Linked DNA regions of Mus musculus: region 2 is linked to region 1. A link is a loop called in an ENCODE intact Hi-C map of the cell type or tissue named here. Cell type or tissue: gastrocnemius. All regions are shown on one strand. Links, peaks and the distances in the headings refer to the core of each region. The heading gives the core; the rest is flanking DNA.

What was found. Hi-C counts contacts between places; a loop is a spot of excess contacts. Peaks named below come from ENCODE experiments on the same cell type or tissue, not always from the same donor. Only the 100,000 strongest peaks of a DNase experiment are listed, where the experiment ranks them.
Region 2: a loop joins it to region 1, with 3 times the contacts of the local background. A loop is called at or near these places in 11 of 42 quality-filtered maps.

Annotation. Positions count from the first base shown.
Region 1 is chr12:36,710,326-36,718,006 of GRCm38, reverse strand. No RefSeq gene overlaps it. Among named protein-coding and RNA genes, the nearest start is that of Mir5099, 100 kb to the left of the region's middle. In gastrocnemius, for the core only: a CTCF peak has its summit at 3,851 (motif pointing left); a DNase peak (open chromatin) is centred at 3,891; H3K4me3 peaks cover 1,430 bases; H3K27ac peaks cover 1,738 bases.
Region 2 is chr12:37,179,925-37,187,605 of GRCm38, reverse strand. No RefSeq gene overlaps it. Among named protein-coding and RNA genes, the nearest start is that of Agmo, 58 kb to the left of the region's middle. In gastrocnemius, for the core only: a CTCF peak has its summit at 3,717 (motif pointing right); a DNase peak (open chromatin) is centred at 3,724.

The sequences.
Region 1 (7,681 bases), core at 2,829-5,328:
CAAAGTTGACTCCAGAGTGAGTAATTGCTTTTGAAAACCGCAACCAGCAGGCAGCTACAAGATTGTTACAACAGTTTATTTAACCTCAAAACATATGATCAATTTTATTATCTCAGCAAAAGGGAGATATCCTGGAGAGTGGTATTTTAAATATACTACACACTCTACATGCTGGAGAAAGAGCTGAAATTCTTCAACACCATAAATATCCTTTTGCCATCGCCTTGCTGAGAAAACAAACTCAAATTACACTTTCTTCATCCTGAACTCAGCGGAGCCCAAGCACTCACTGACATTCAGCAGGGGTAAAAGCCTGCGGAGGAGTTGAGGAACTTTGCAAAATTGTAAGGTTTAAAAACTTTCAAACATCCGGCTGTGACGTTTGGGGTTTGTGTTAATTCCAATGGAGAGGCAGGAGAGAGACTGCCAACCTTTCCAAAGCAAAAAGAATCCCATTTCCAGAATCCTGCTTCTGTTCTGCTGATCTGACTCTGAAATCCCTTATACAGCCAGCCACAGCAAGGAAGATGTAAGACCCGGTGTAATGTAACTGTAATAAAGGACCTTGCAACTTCTGTTTCCACCTTCCTGATCCTTATGTTATATACCTCTATGCCCACTCCCACCCACATCTTCCTCAGAGTGGACGCCTTGGGTTAAACTCGCTCAGGAACTCTTGAACTCCTGTTAGATTTCAACACCATTCCCTACATTCATTAAATGGATGCTCTTCAGCGGGTTATTAAACTTCTCTGTGACCCCTTTTCCACATCTCCAACCTCATAGCTTTGTTTTTGCAGGTTACATGATCTTGAGAAAAGTTCTCAGACCATGCATGCCTGGAGCACAGGAAGTGTTTTAACACATTCTCTCTGAAATCTGTATTTCCCCTGTGATATCTTGGCCAGTCTTGGCCAGACAGCAATGATACCATCTCTCAGGCTGGACTTGCACACTGTGAAGCTGGTATACCCCGACACCACCTGCAATGGTTCACACAGCTGGTCGGTTCCTATGTCTTTAATTTGAGGTCGTGTTATGGGGAGCTTTAATGAACTTTTCATTTTTGCAGAAATTTTAGCTCTGAATAGTGCCCCAGTGGACACTATGTATAAGCACTCATATCTATAGTTCCTAATAAATTATTCAATGCCACAAAAGTATATGCTGGATACTAACTCCAGCTCCAATTAGCTCACTTGAAGGCTGTTCATGGCATCTTTTCTGCCTGTTTTAATGGCCTTAAAGGAAAAAGGAGGAAGAAAGAAGAGTGAGATAGAGAGACAAAGAAAGAGACCGAGTAGACAGAGAGAGCAAGGAAGCACTTCCATAAATAAGACAGTGTAGAAACTGCTTTCAGGGGGAAAACAAACAAACAAACAAACGCTTCAGCATCACAAGAGCGCTCGGAACACCAGCTACATGCCTTTCTGTTTTGGTTCCTGCTGCTTTTGGTGTTTATCCCCCAGTCACATTAATTTCCCCCTAGAACGATACTAATGTACTAATACATTTCTCTGTATTCTTGTATAGTGTGTAGTGTTTGGTATGCTTTTAAGTATATTTGCATTTAAACCAGTCATATTATCACTCTGTGTTCCCATTAAATTGCTACTGAACCACTCAATGCTGGCCTTTAATCAACAACAAAACTGACGATATATGGGAGATGATCCCATATTTGGTCAGTGTGATCTGAATCCAACAGAGATTCAATCAACCAGTGAGAGAAGTTTTGCTACTCTTCCAGTCCTACGGGAAAGAGTTTTCTACTTGAGCTGTCCAGTTCGATGGTGGTCTTTCACTTTCTGGTGAATACGCTTCCAGATAAATAGCATTTTATGTTTTGAAATCTTATTTTTGGCAACCAACATGTTTGATGGATTTTAAAAAACAAAACAAATCAACAACAACAACAAAAAAAAAAAAACCAAACAAACATCTTTCAGAAGCCCAGAGCAGCAGAAAATACAGACCCCTGAAAACCTTTGTAGAAACAGGCAAGCCATAAGTCAAAAGTGAAGAGCAAGCTAGGCGTGACTTCAGTATCTACAGGATTTTATTCATGAAAATGTAGGAAATGCATCAGATTCCAAAGATATTTACTTACACGTCTGCACTGAAAGAACTGTTTAATAAACAAATGCTGGAAGTGATTGAAATTCCCAGAATGAGAGAAGGGAGCTAATGAATATGGGGTTCACACAGCTATAACCAGTGAGATAATTCTGGGCACTGGTGGAAAGGCATCTTTAAAACGTATTGCCAGTGGAACGGCAAATCTATTTTTCACATGATTCCACTTTTGTTAAGAAACACCGAAGAAATGCACAAACATAATAACTTTCATATGTATAGAATGGTACATGCTGGAGAGTGTCCCTAAAGATCCAAACTGCGTAAAAGGATCACACAGCCAAAGGGTAGAAGGGAAATGACTGATATTTTCATTTTTGTCCAGTATCATTACGTGTGGCAGCTGTTTACAGCCAGTTTGTATTAGCTCCACATTAAATTTTCCCAAGTTCAAATAAAATAAAAAACAAAAATGGATAATCTGATCTTTGAGGCAAGTGGGAGATACAGTTTTGCTCATGGGTGAAGCTGAATATCATACAGAGAAAGGGAGGTAGAGGTGAGAGAGGGGGAAAAGGGAAATCCCAGAATTAGCCATACGCCCAAATCACCTATTAAGCATGAATGTCACCTCAAGAAAGCTGCCTCGAAGATTCATGGTTTGTGGTATATCTGTGTGTCTTTCTGACTGTGTAGCAGAAGAAAGTGACAAATAAATAAAAGAGACAATTTGAGTGAAATTCGAGAGCGCAAGGCAAAAGTTGTTTATAGCTATAGATAATTACTCAGGGAAACTGGGAAGAAAACTTTCAAATGCTTTAAAATAGTTAAAAGATTTTTTAAAAAAATGCTTTCATTATTGAAATTAAGTTTGAGATAATCACAATTCACAATAATTACCCTTTTCCAAAATAAGAATTAGTTAAAATTTAAGAATTAGTGTCACTCAAAACTTAATATTTTACTATATAAGGAGCTAATATCTCAATTTTCAATATTTTTATTTATATTTTCAAATGTTGTGTTTTAACATTTCAAGCTGGATTACATACATTATTTTTTCATTTTTCTTCAAATAGTCGAACCTAAAAACTCAATACAAAACAAAATTTGAGCATTTTTTGCAGGATTTGAACATTTTAAAAGAAGTGATTTCTGGAAGCAGGGAAGAATATATAAAATGGTAACGGGAACATGAAAAACAGTTCAAACGTAGGCCCGTCATCCTGCAACTGAAATTTTTGCCATTGAAAACAAACGCCCATTTTCATTTTTCTATGTAAGTAAGCAGACAATTTTAGTTTTGAACGTTCAACCTTTGGCTTTATTTCAGCATGGTCCAGACATCTGCCTAGTGGAGTCCTTTACCTTAAATGCCTGGGCAAAATGTAACAAAATGTAGCAGATACACACAACAGCAGATACATACAACAGTTACATCCAGGGCAAATAAAACAGAGGACGAGACCACGGGAAGTTTGGGGAAGCCCATGCTGTCCAGGGTGTTTTGCCCTGTTAAGTTCAAATAATTCGTCTGGATCCCATTTCTCCAGAGCAGTTTTACTTCCTGAACGTTTCACGTATTAAAATGTGGATGTAGTAATGTTATATGCTGCGCTGGTCTTTGTTTGCTTATAGGAGTAATCGATGAGATTTGGACGAGAAAACATCGGAGAAAATGTTAAATAAGGTCTGGGATGTGCACTTGTGGCTTGCTTTCCCCCCTCCTGGAAGCAGCCGGGGAACACACCAAGATTTATGGTGCTCGGCTCCCTCTAGTGGGCAGTTTTATCTTATTTTTTATTTTTATTTTTTTATAAGATATTTTCTCTATTTACATTTTAAATGTTTTCCCCTTTTCTCGTTTCCCCTCCGAAAACCCCCATCTCGTCCCCGCTGCCCCTGCTCACCAACCCACCCATTCCTGTTTCTCTGCCCTGGCATTCCCCTACACTAGGGGCATCGAGCCTTTTCAGAACCAAGGGCCTCTCCTCCCATTGATGTCCAACAAGGCTGTCCTCTGCTACATAGGCAGCTGGAGCCATGGGTCTGTTCCTCCAAGTGTACTCTTTGATTGTACTAGCTCTCTAGTCCCTGAGAGCTCTGGGTATAATGGTTGGTTCATATTGTTGTTTCTTCTATGGGGCTGCAAACCCCTCAGCTCCTTGGTTCCTTTCTCTAGCTCCTCCATGGGGGACCCTGTGCTCAGTCCATTGTTGGTTGAGAGCATCCACCTCTGTATTTGTCAAGCACTGGCAGAGCCTCTCAGTAGACAACTATATCAGGCTCCTGTCAGCAAGCACTTGTTGGCATCCACAATAGTGTCTGGGTTTGGTGACTATATATGAAATGGATCCCCAGGTGGGGCAGTCTCTGGATGGCCTTTCCTTCAGTCTCTGATCCACACTTTGAATCTCCTCCAGTGTTTTTAAATGGATGATTCTACAGCTGCCTGGCTGGCTGGTGCAGACTGCAGGTGAGAAGTCAGAGTGGACCTGCCTGCTCCGGATGCAGGGACTTCCCAGTCCATCTGCTCATGTCTTACCTGTTTTGCAATATCAAGGAAGCTAGTTCCAAACTAGAAATAACTAGGGCTAAGAAATTTTGTCTGAACAAAATGAAAATTCCCACTGTGCTCATACTTCTTGGAGCCCTTGAAGAACCTTGTCAGACCATAATTCCTTCAACAGCATATCCACCCTTCCACTAGGTGTAGGAAGTCGGTTGCTATAGGAACAACAAACAGATGAATCAAACATACATGAGTAGCATGCAATTTCAAAATGTATTGTTTCAGTGGGGTAAAACGCTTAGAAGATATTATTAATAATCCATGAAATTACAAGTATAAAGTAGTTATTCTTTGCAATTATACAGTGACATTGATCATAAATATAAATCTGAATACTGTGCCCAGTAGCTCACAATTTAGGCAGATAAATATGCTCAGATGTTATTTTATTTGAGTTTTGAAAACTAATTTTTTTCAATTTGTACAAGCTTACATAATTTCTACTATACAGGAGATTAGTGCAATGTGCTTTTGTGGGCCCATGAAGAGTGGCAGTGGAACCTGGGTGAAGCTAAAATAATCTCAAAGAATTGACAGAACATCTTCTGAAAGTTGAAGCAAAAATAAGCGCACAATGTAGCATGTTTGGTCACATTAAAGTGTCATTCGCCAGATGCTAAAATTTATCTTTCCAACTAAAAGTAGTCCATATGGTAAACTACACTTAAGCAGTGCACCCAAAAAATTATGTGTTGAAAACTTAATCTTCAATGTAAGCTTTGGGAGTAGGGCCTAAGATGCTGGGGTCAAGAAGGCTTTCCTCTTATGGATGGGTTCCTCTGCATTGCACAAAGGCTGAAAATAAGTTTACCCCCTAGCCCTCTTTTTATACTGTTCTTACCCAAGGGATGAAAGAGAAGTTCCCTGGTAGTTTTTGTCCATTGATTTTGGACTTTCCAGACTCCTCAGCAAGAAACAAGTTCCTTTGTTCCTTCCTTAGGGCCCCCTTTTTAGTTCCCAACATCCATCTTTCCTTCCTTCCTTCCTTCCTTCCTTCCTTCCTTCCTTCCTTCCTTCCTTCCTTCCTTCTTTTCTTCCTTCTTTCCTTCCTTTCTTCCTTCCTTCCTTCTTTCCTTCCTTCCTCCCTCTTTTCTTCCTCCACTCTCGTCTTCCCTTTCCCCTCCCCCTCCTTCTGTTTTCTCTTATCCCACTCTGACTTTTCTACCATTTGTGCCATAACAACACAAACCAGGTGATGCAGAAACAAAGAATTTACCGAATTACCTAGTGGCAGCCTCCTTCCTGATTTCTTTTGTCCCTTTCGGCTAGGTCCCAAGGGCTAGCAGCCCTGACTAAATTCTACGATGGGAAAATGATCAGATCTAGCCATCATGCATATTGAGGAAGAGCTAAAGAATACACTGCAGTAAGAATCCAGGTTACAACTGGGTTATCCCACAGAACCAAAGCTGGACCTATGTGACAATACTATGTCTCTGTGCATTATAAAGACATGCATGCAGAAAGACATAGTATTCAGCCTTAAAAAGGAGATTACACCATTAAACAACATGGATAAACCTGGAAGACATTGTACTAAGTGTAATAACCCAAACATAGGAAAACAAAAACTTCATGTCCTCACTTAAATATGGAGTCTAGAAACTGTTGAACTCACAAAATCAGATAGCAGAAGGCTGTTTACCAGTAGCTGTCTTTGATAGGGTATAAGCTTGAAGTTATGTCGTGAATAAATTCCAATATATACCCTGGCAATGCTGCTGATAAAAATGTATGCTTGTGTGAAAATTTTCCATCTCTCCTTCTCTCTCTCTCTCTCTCTCTCTCTCTCTCTCTCTCTCTCTACCTCTCTCCCTCCCTCCCTCCCTCCCTCCCTCCCCCTTCTTTCCATCTCATATGCATTTGCACAAATATACACACTCATATACATATGTGCATACAAACATACACACATACACACACACTTTGAGTGTGTGAGGGAACAGTTCTTTTTCCCTTTTTATTGAAAATAATTTTTTTCTTCACATAATATATTATGATTACAGTTTTTCCTCCTTTTATTCCTTGTAGATCCTGCTCACCTCCACTCCCATCTGAATACACCCCCTTTTCTGTCTCTCTCTAGAAAACAGAGTTCTAAGGAACACAAGATAAGGTGCAAGAAACACCTTTAAGGTGTTTCTCAGGAAGCAGAAGTGGAAGCTCTATAAATTTGAGGCCACCTTTGTTTACATGGTGAGTTCTTGGACCAGTCCCACTCTATAGTGAGACCCTGTGTTTAAAAGGACGGATAGAAGTAAGGAGAGAAGGAAGGGAGAAAGGAAGAAAGAGAAGGGGAGAAAGGGAGGGAGGGAGGAAGGAAAGAAGGAAGGAAGGCATGCAATTATTTTCCCACCTGGAAGAGAAATTTAAATCCCTGAGCTCAACACAGAGCTACAATGGAGAATTCACTAAAATCCTGCTTTCTACTTCCATCACTTAGTATTTAAAGATCTCCTCAGGGATCACCAAATGCACTGATGTCACAGGAAGAAAAGGAAGCAAAACAACTTCCTCCTGGATTCATGCGACCAACAGCAAGCCAAATTTTCTGTTTTTCATTTCTCTCCCAGTACCTTCCATCTGCATGTAATGTGTGGTAACTGGCCAACTTGCAATCTGTCTGTTTGCCTCTGACTGATGTCTGAATGTGTGTGCACCTGAATCTGTGTCTCTGTGTGTGTGTGTGTGTGTGTGTGTGTGTGTGTGTACATATGCATATGCCTGTGCGTGTATACATGTGTGTGCACGTGTGCCTGTGACTGTAGTTGTGGCTGTGACTGGCTCTAACAAAGAGGTTTGCTCTCTATTTGTTGGACATTAGAGAGAACATGATATGAAAAAAAAAGTTAAGGATTCTCCACAGAAATACTTAAGAGGTTTCTTGTAATGTCTGTGGATATTTTGCCTGCATGTATATCTGTACCCCACAAGCATTCCTGGTGCTCACAGAGGCCTAAGAAAGGCATTAGGCTCTCTTAAAATTGGAGTTACAGACAGTTGTGAGCTGTCATGTGGGTGCTAGCAACTGAA
Region 2 (7,681 bases), core at 2,337-4,836, 470 kb before region 1:
TTTTAAGAAGAATTGTCATTTATGTGTGTGTGTACATATATGTGCTTGTATGTAAAAATGTATTCTCTTTATCATGGAGGACGGAAGAAGGTGTTGTTTCCCATACTGTTGGAATTGAAGGAAGTTTTATAGTGCTCAATGTTGGTGTTGGGAATTGAACTTGGTTCTTTTGCAAGAGCAGAAATTACTTGTAACCCCTAGCCATCCCTCTGGCTCCTAGTACTCAAATTCTTAAATTAATTACTTATTACCGAGAAAAATTTTATGTGAGCATATAACATTTGTATAGCAGTCTAATGAGCATTTATATAAATGCATTGAATAAATGAAATAGTAATGAATTAAAAAGCTTAGCTTGAAATGAAAATACAAATGATGAAAAGCCCTGGTTTCTTTACAGTAGCTTGAATTTTTTGTGGCATAAAAGTACTGAGAATTGAATGTTGAAGAGAAAAATGTCATTGGACAGTTATAACTTCATCACTGTGTGCAGTGCCAAAAGTGAGTTTAACTACCTTTTCCCAGCACTCAGGGAACTAAACAAGTAGAACCAGAGTAAGCAATATGAGCAACCATTCTAACTCAAGTCTTTTCAGGTAATTGAATATGATATACAAATCATATAGCCTGACAACTGAGCAGAGAACCAAACAGAAGCAGTTCATTGGGATGGGAAGGCTAGAAGTGACTGTTAGCTAATTACTAACATAAATATGTAAAGACATCATAGCAAATTTAAAGCAAAATCATTTGGAAATTTTCCTTGATTTATTAGCTTGATAATATCAAAATAAAACATATACAAACATATGGTCTTTCAAGGGTGTAAGTATCAAATATTTAAATTTTACATCCCCCCTTCATGAGAAAAGTGTTGGACAGATCAGGTATGTAAGGTACATTATTAAACATAATAGAATCAATGTACAACAAGCTGATAGCTCATATCAAATAAAACTGGAAGAAATTAAAATTCCACTAAAACCAGAACTAAGACTGTCCACTCTTACCATATCTATGCAATAGAGTACTTGAAGTTCTAGCAAAGTAATAAGACAACTAGAGCAGATAAAGTATAATCAAATTAAAAATGAAGAACCCAAACAAAGTATTGTTATTTATAGATAATGTGGTTTTATACATTTCACCCCAAAAATTCTACCAGAGAACTTCTACAGCTGATAAACATCTTCAGCAAAGTTATTGGACACAAGATTAAATTTAAAAGAAAAAATAGTCCTCTTATATGTATGTGGGAAGCCACATGTGCCGTTGCAGGGTGGCGTTGGTTACCACCACGCATACATAGGCAGTAAAGTTTTTTTTTTTTTTTTTTTGCCAAGATGAGGTTTTGAGAATTAACCAATCAGATGAGAGACAAGTTAACCAATCAGTTGAGAGATAAGTTAACCAATCAGATGAGAGACAAGTTAACCAATCAGATGAGAGAGAATTTAACCAATCAGATGAGAGAGAAGTCAACCAATCAGATGTAGGCATGCAAATGAGGTACTAAGCATAACCCATGCATAACCAATCTGGGTGTGAGACATGCCTCTCTTAGGCCTATATAAGCAGCACCAGTTCTGGGCTTGAGGTCTCTTTGCCTCTGCAATCAAGTTCTCCCAATAAACGTGTGGGGAAGGATCCTGTTGCAGCGTCTTTCTTGCTGGCGAGTCAGGGCGTGCGCAAAATATATAAACCAGAAAGAGGCTGAGTCAGAAATTATGGAACTGACAGTTTTCTCATAACCACAAATTATACAAACCAATCAAGCAAGTAAAAGACCAGTATCATAAAAACATCACATCTTTGAAAATATGAATAAGATATCAGAGGATGAGAAATATCTTCCATGCTCATGGATTGGCAGAATTCACATAGTAAAAATGGCCATCTAACCAAAAGGAATCTACAGATTCAATGTAATTCCCATAAATCTTATAGACTTTGATAGAACAATACTCAACTTTATATGGAAAAAAAAACCCAGGATAGCTAAAATAATACAATAAAGAAACTTCTGGAGGTACCACTATTTCTGACTTCAAGCTATACTACAAAGCAATAGTAAAAATGCTGCATGGTATTGGCATAATAACAGACAAGTTGGTCAATGCAATAGAATCAAAGACCCAGGAATAAACACACACAACTATTGACACTTGGTTTTGCACAAAGAAGCCAAAACCATATAATGGGAAGCAGGAAACCATTTTCAACAGATGATGCTGGTCTAACTTGATGTGTGCATGTAGAAAAATGTGTATAGATCCATATCTATTGCCTTGCACAAAACTTAAGTCCATGTGGACCAAAGACCTGAACATAAAACCAGATACAGTAAACCTGATAGACAAGAAAGTGGGGAAAGCCTTTAATACATTTTCACATGTAACAACTTCCTGAACAGAACATAGTGTAAGCACTAAGATCAACAACTAATAAGTGAGACCTCATGAAACTGAAAATCTTCTGCAAGGAAAATGACAAATGGCAGCCTATCGAACTGGAAAAGATTTTAACCAACTCTATGCATGACAGTGGGGCTGATTTTCAAAATATATAAAGAACACAAGAACTAGACATCGACAAACCAAACAATACAATTAAAAGTGGGGGATAAAAATGTAAATACATAGTTCTCAACAGATGAATGTCAAATAGCTGAGAAACACATGAAGACATGTTCACCATCCTTAGCCATCAGGGAAATGTAAATCAAAATGGCTCTGAGATTCTATCTTACAGCTGTCAGAATTACTAATTTTATATATATATCACTATTGACAGCTTGTGCTGTAGGGATTTTTAGCAAGGAGGAACTCTCCTTCGTTGCTGGTGGGAGTGCAAACTTCTATAGTCTTTTTGGAAAATCAATATGGCAATTTCACAGAAAATTAGGAACTGATCTACCTCAAGACCCAGCTATACCACTCCTGAGCATATACTTAAAACATGTTCCATCCTACCACAAGGATACTTGCTAAACTATGAGCTTAGCAGTTTTATTCCTAATAGCCAGAAACTGGAAACAAACTATATGTCCCCCAACTGGAGAATGCATAAAGAAAAAGTGGTACATTTACAAAATGGAGTATTACTCTACTCTTAAAAAAATGAAATTTGCAGGCAAATGGATGAAATTAGAAAAAACTCATCCCCAGTGAGGTAATCCAAACCCAGAAAGACAAACATTGTGTGTACTCACTGGTCAGTGGATATTAACTACAATATAAAGTATAATAATGCTACAGTCTATGGAAGCAGAGAGGCTAAGTAACAGGAAGAACTCAAGGAGGGTGCATAGATCTCTCTGGGAGGGTGGAATAGAATAGATATCACATAGATATTATGAGTGGATGGGGTTAGGTGGAAAGAGAAAAATCAAGGAGCAGTTAAATGAAGATAAAGAATGATGAGAGAGATGCCTGGAATTGGAAGACCATTCCAAAGCAAGTTAGAAGCCCAGGGCAACAAAAACTCCCAGGGTTTTATTAGGTGGCCATAGCTATTAATCCTAGTAATGGGGTATACAGAGCCTGAATAAGCCATTCCTCATAACCAGGCAAGACTTTCAGTGCAGTTGCTGGGACACCAATCCACCCACAAAAACTTCCACCTGAAATATGTCCTGCCAGCATGAGGTGCTGGGGAAAGGTGGCAGAGAAACTGAGTGGCAATTTAATGACTGGTCCAGATTGAGACCAATGCCACAAGAGGGAGCCAGTTCCTGACACTGCCTGGTGAACCAGAACACAGAGGCATGATTGCCCTGAGACCTAGGATAGAACCAAATACAAATATGCCTGGGAACCAAAAAAAGAAAAAGAAAAAGAGGAAAGAAAGAAAAAAGAGAAGAGAAGAGAAGAGAAAAGAGAAGAGAAGAGAAGAGAAGAGAAGAGAAGAGAAGAGAAGAGAAGAGAAGAGAAGAGAAGAGAAGAGGAAAAGAAAAGAAAAGAAAAGAAAAGAAAAGAAAAGAAAAGAAAAGAAAAGAAAAGAAAAGAAAAGAAAAGAAAAGAAAAAACTTACTTTTATATACTGGAGGGTGCCATAATCACAATCAGAAAGACTCTATCCAGAAACAGATGCAGAAACCAACAGTCACATATAAGGTGAGAGTCAGTGAATCATGTAGAAGAAGGGAAGGAAGGATTTTAGAAGCCAGAAGTGTCAAGGATACCACAAGAAAAAACCCACAGCATCAGCCTACCTGGACTCATCAGGGCCTTTTCCATTCTAGATATGAGGATAGGTACCTAGTCTTATTAAACTTGATTTGGTTTGGTTGATATCCTTGGCATGCCTACTCTTCTCTGGGGGGAAATGGAGAAGAAGTCATTGGGAAGGGACTGGAAAGAGAGGCGGGAGGAGAGGCTGTGTTTAAGATGTAATATATGAAAGAATAAATTAATTTTAAAAACTTTAAATTGACAAAAATAAAATAAATATTGTTTTCAATATTAAGGTGTATATTTTGAAATTCAGAAGCCAGAATGTTTATAAGGGACAGATAATTTTCTAATTTTTCCTACTCAGATTTTATTATAGCAATAATTTTTATATACTAGAAATTTTTCATTAAATGATGAATTTTATTATCAAGATTGATATCTATATGCCTGCTTTCTCATCTTTCTAAAACATAATGTTTTGGGTAATAGTACAGTTTAACCTCACACTCTTAGTTATGTCTGCTTGCACTGCAATCAAGGAAAGATTACCACAAGATACTTACCAAGTGTCTTTTTAGTTTTTCCAATCTACAATTCAGTGTTTTCTCAGCTGCAGAGGTATTGCTCAGAGGACAGAACACAGACTTTGTCAACATTTTCTCTATTTTTTAATCACTAATCCAATCTATTAGACCATATATACATATATTTGGCCATGAAATATTCCATACTCTAATGCAGGAAAAGTCAAATAAAAGTGGATTCTACACTAAAAAAAATGAAAGTCAATAACAAGTATTAATAGCTCAGCTAAAATAACAGTTCGTATCCAACATTTAATCAACTCAAGCAAGTCATAATTTATTTAAAACCTATATCCACCAAATTAAAAAACCTATAATAAATTATTTCATCTACTAGTATGTTAAAAAGAGGTGTACATAATTTCAAGAAAATATAAGCACATCTAAGCTCTATGATTACCTTTAAATTTAAAGAAAATATGTATGTTCATCCCTAGACTTATATTTACAAAGGAGAAATTATGTTACCCTGAATATAAGAATGCTGTAGATTAACCTACTCCATACCAAGAGATATAGCAGTTATACTATGAAGTCATTGTGATAAAATGACATATGAAACATTTTCTTATATGAAAATTGTCTCTAGAAAACAAACTGTATTTTGTCAAGATATTACTGAATATTTTGTAATGTTAAAAGAAGTTTTTCTGGATTTTTTTTATTATGGATTGAAATTAGACTTGAGTAAAACAAGGTCAGCTTTTTAAAAGAGTAATAAGATATATAAGGCATATGTTTAAAGTATTTTAAAGCAACTTAACTGTCAAAGTATAATTATAAAATGCATGATAGAAATAGATAATAGAAAATAGTTTAGAGGTCAGGTGGGGTGGAGAATGGGGGTGGGGACATCCTCACTGAGACAGGGGAGTGGGGAGGAATTATGGGGTGTGGAACAGTCAGAGGGTGGACTGGGGGTGGGGATAAAATCTGGAGTGTAAAAAAATAATAAAAAAGAAAATCACAAACACAAAGAAAAAGGAAAGTTTAAAAATTAAATTAACATTTTCTAGTGCCTCATTATTTAGTAAGGCAATCATTTTTCTTTTTCACTTTTATTTTTTTGTTCACTTTGTTTAACTGCATTCGGTAAGAGCTGAAAAAAAAATGTTCAAATTGTCGAGAGAAAAAAAAAGATTATTTTGTTACCCCAGCTATTGTTGGACAAAAATAATGTAAATAAAATTAACTTAAAAACCCATGTTCATAATGGCATTTGGGATCAAATCTGCAGAAATCTCTGAGTAACTTTGGGAAGTAAAAACTAATTGGAGTCATGTTGATGGCTTGCAGAAACTATGCAGTATTCATTCCTTCATTCCTCTGAGCCCTGCTGGGAAATCACCCTGATCATCACACCTAAATGTCATTTCTAGAGGAAAGTGTATTTATTCTGACTCATGGGCTCTGAGAAGGAATTACATGAGAATCCAGGGCAGTATGTAATAAAATATCATATCATGAAGAAGAAATCTATCTATCTATCTATCTATCTATCTATCTATCTATCTATCTATCTATCTACCCATCCATCCATTTATCTATCTATTCATCTATCCATCCATCCTTTCCACAATCCCTTTTATCTTGATCATTAACAGGTCTGGAAGATCTTAGTTGATATTTCACAATACTTTAATTTTCCTAAAATATTTAAATTCCAGGAAAAGAACGAAGTCTATATGGTTTATGCATCATTTTCAAGGTAGGCAAATACTAAGATACTGAAAAATATACTAAGTTCCAATTATTGTCTGGGGGGGGCATGTAGCTCAATATTAGGGAATTTATGTACCTTATAGACAGTACTGAATTTGATACTCAGCAATTGACTTCTGTCTCCAGTGGATCATTTGAATCCATGTCAACAACTTGTCCTTTTGATCAACATATGACCTTCCCTACTTGCTTCTGTGGAATCAATTTTTCATTTTAGGATTATTCACAGGGAAGTATATTCCATCCTACTCTTGCCTCATTTCATTTGTGAATATCTTGTGTATGTAGAATAATTACCATTATAATGATTGTATTGGTCATAATAAGCTCTAAGTCTGATTTATAAGTGTTTTAGTTTCACAACAAACCTTATTGCTCTCTTTGGTTACGTCTAACTTTCAATTTCTCATTATTTTCATGCCTAAATGAATTATTTCATACCCTTTTCCAATTGAATTCAATTTGATTTGTATCTTTCTTTTACCCAATTTCTCAAGATATTTCATTTTGAACTCAATTGTAAAATAAAAAATGTCAACCCACCAAAGTATATATTAGCAACACAAATATACTTTATATTCATTCAAGTGATTGATAAGAAAATATGTTTATGACAATGAAAATGATATATTTGTCCATATTAATTCAGAAATATTGTTCTATAGTGAGATGAAAATTATTGCACAGATGAAAAAAAAAGTGACTTTTTCCCTGAATACTATTGGTATCACATTAGGATAAATTAAATTAAACGTGTTTTACTAGTTTAATCATTCTAAAGAAAATTCATCAATCACATATTGTTTATTTGGTCGAATTTTTACTCTTTTAATATAAGTGAGGACTGGTAATATTCCTGACTCCTTCTGAGTCAAATGAATAATGAACCAAAAGCAAGGTGATAAAGTGATAATAACAGGGGTTTGTCATCCAAGGTCCTGACACCCTCTTAGATGTGACACTGGCTGTGCAATGAGACACCTTATTTTTCTTCTATCAACAATGTCTGTTAGAAGTGGGGTTCTTTTTACGTTTGTTCATCTCATATTTCACACCAAAGCTAGAGATCATGAACGTGAAGCATCTATTTGCAGACTGGTCAGGGAGTTCAATGGTAGGGCATATATCTACCGCGAGTGAGTTTTTGGGTTTCTCACTAAGTACTGAAAAGTTAGATAAGTATAAACTAAAAGTGTTGGG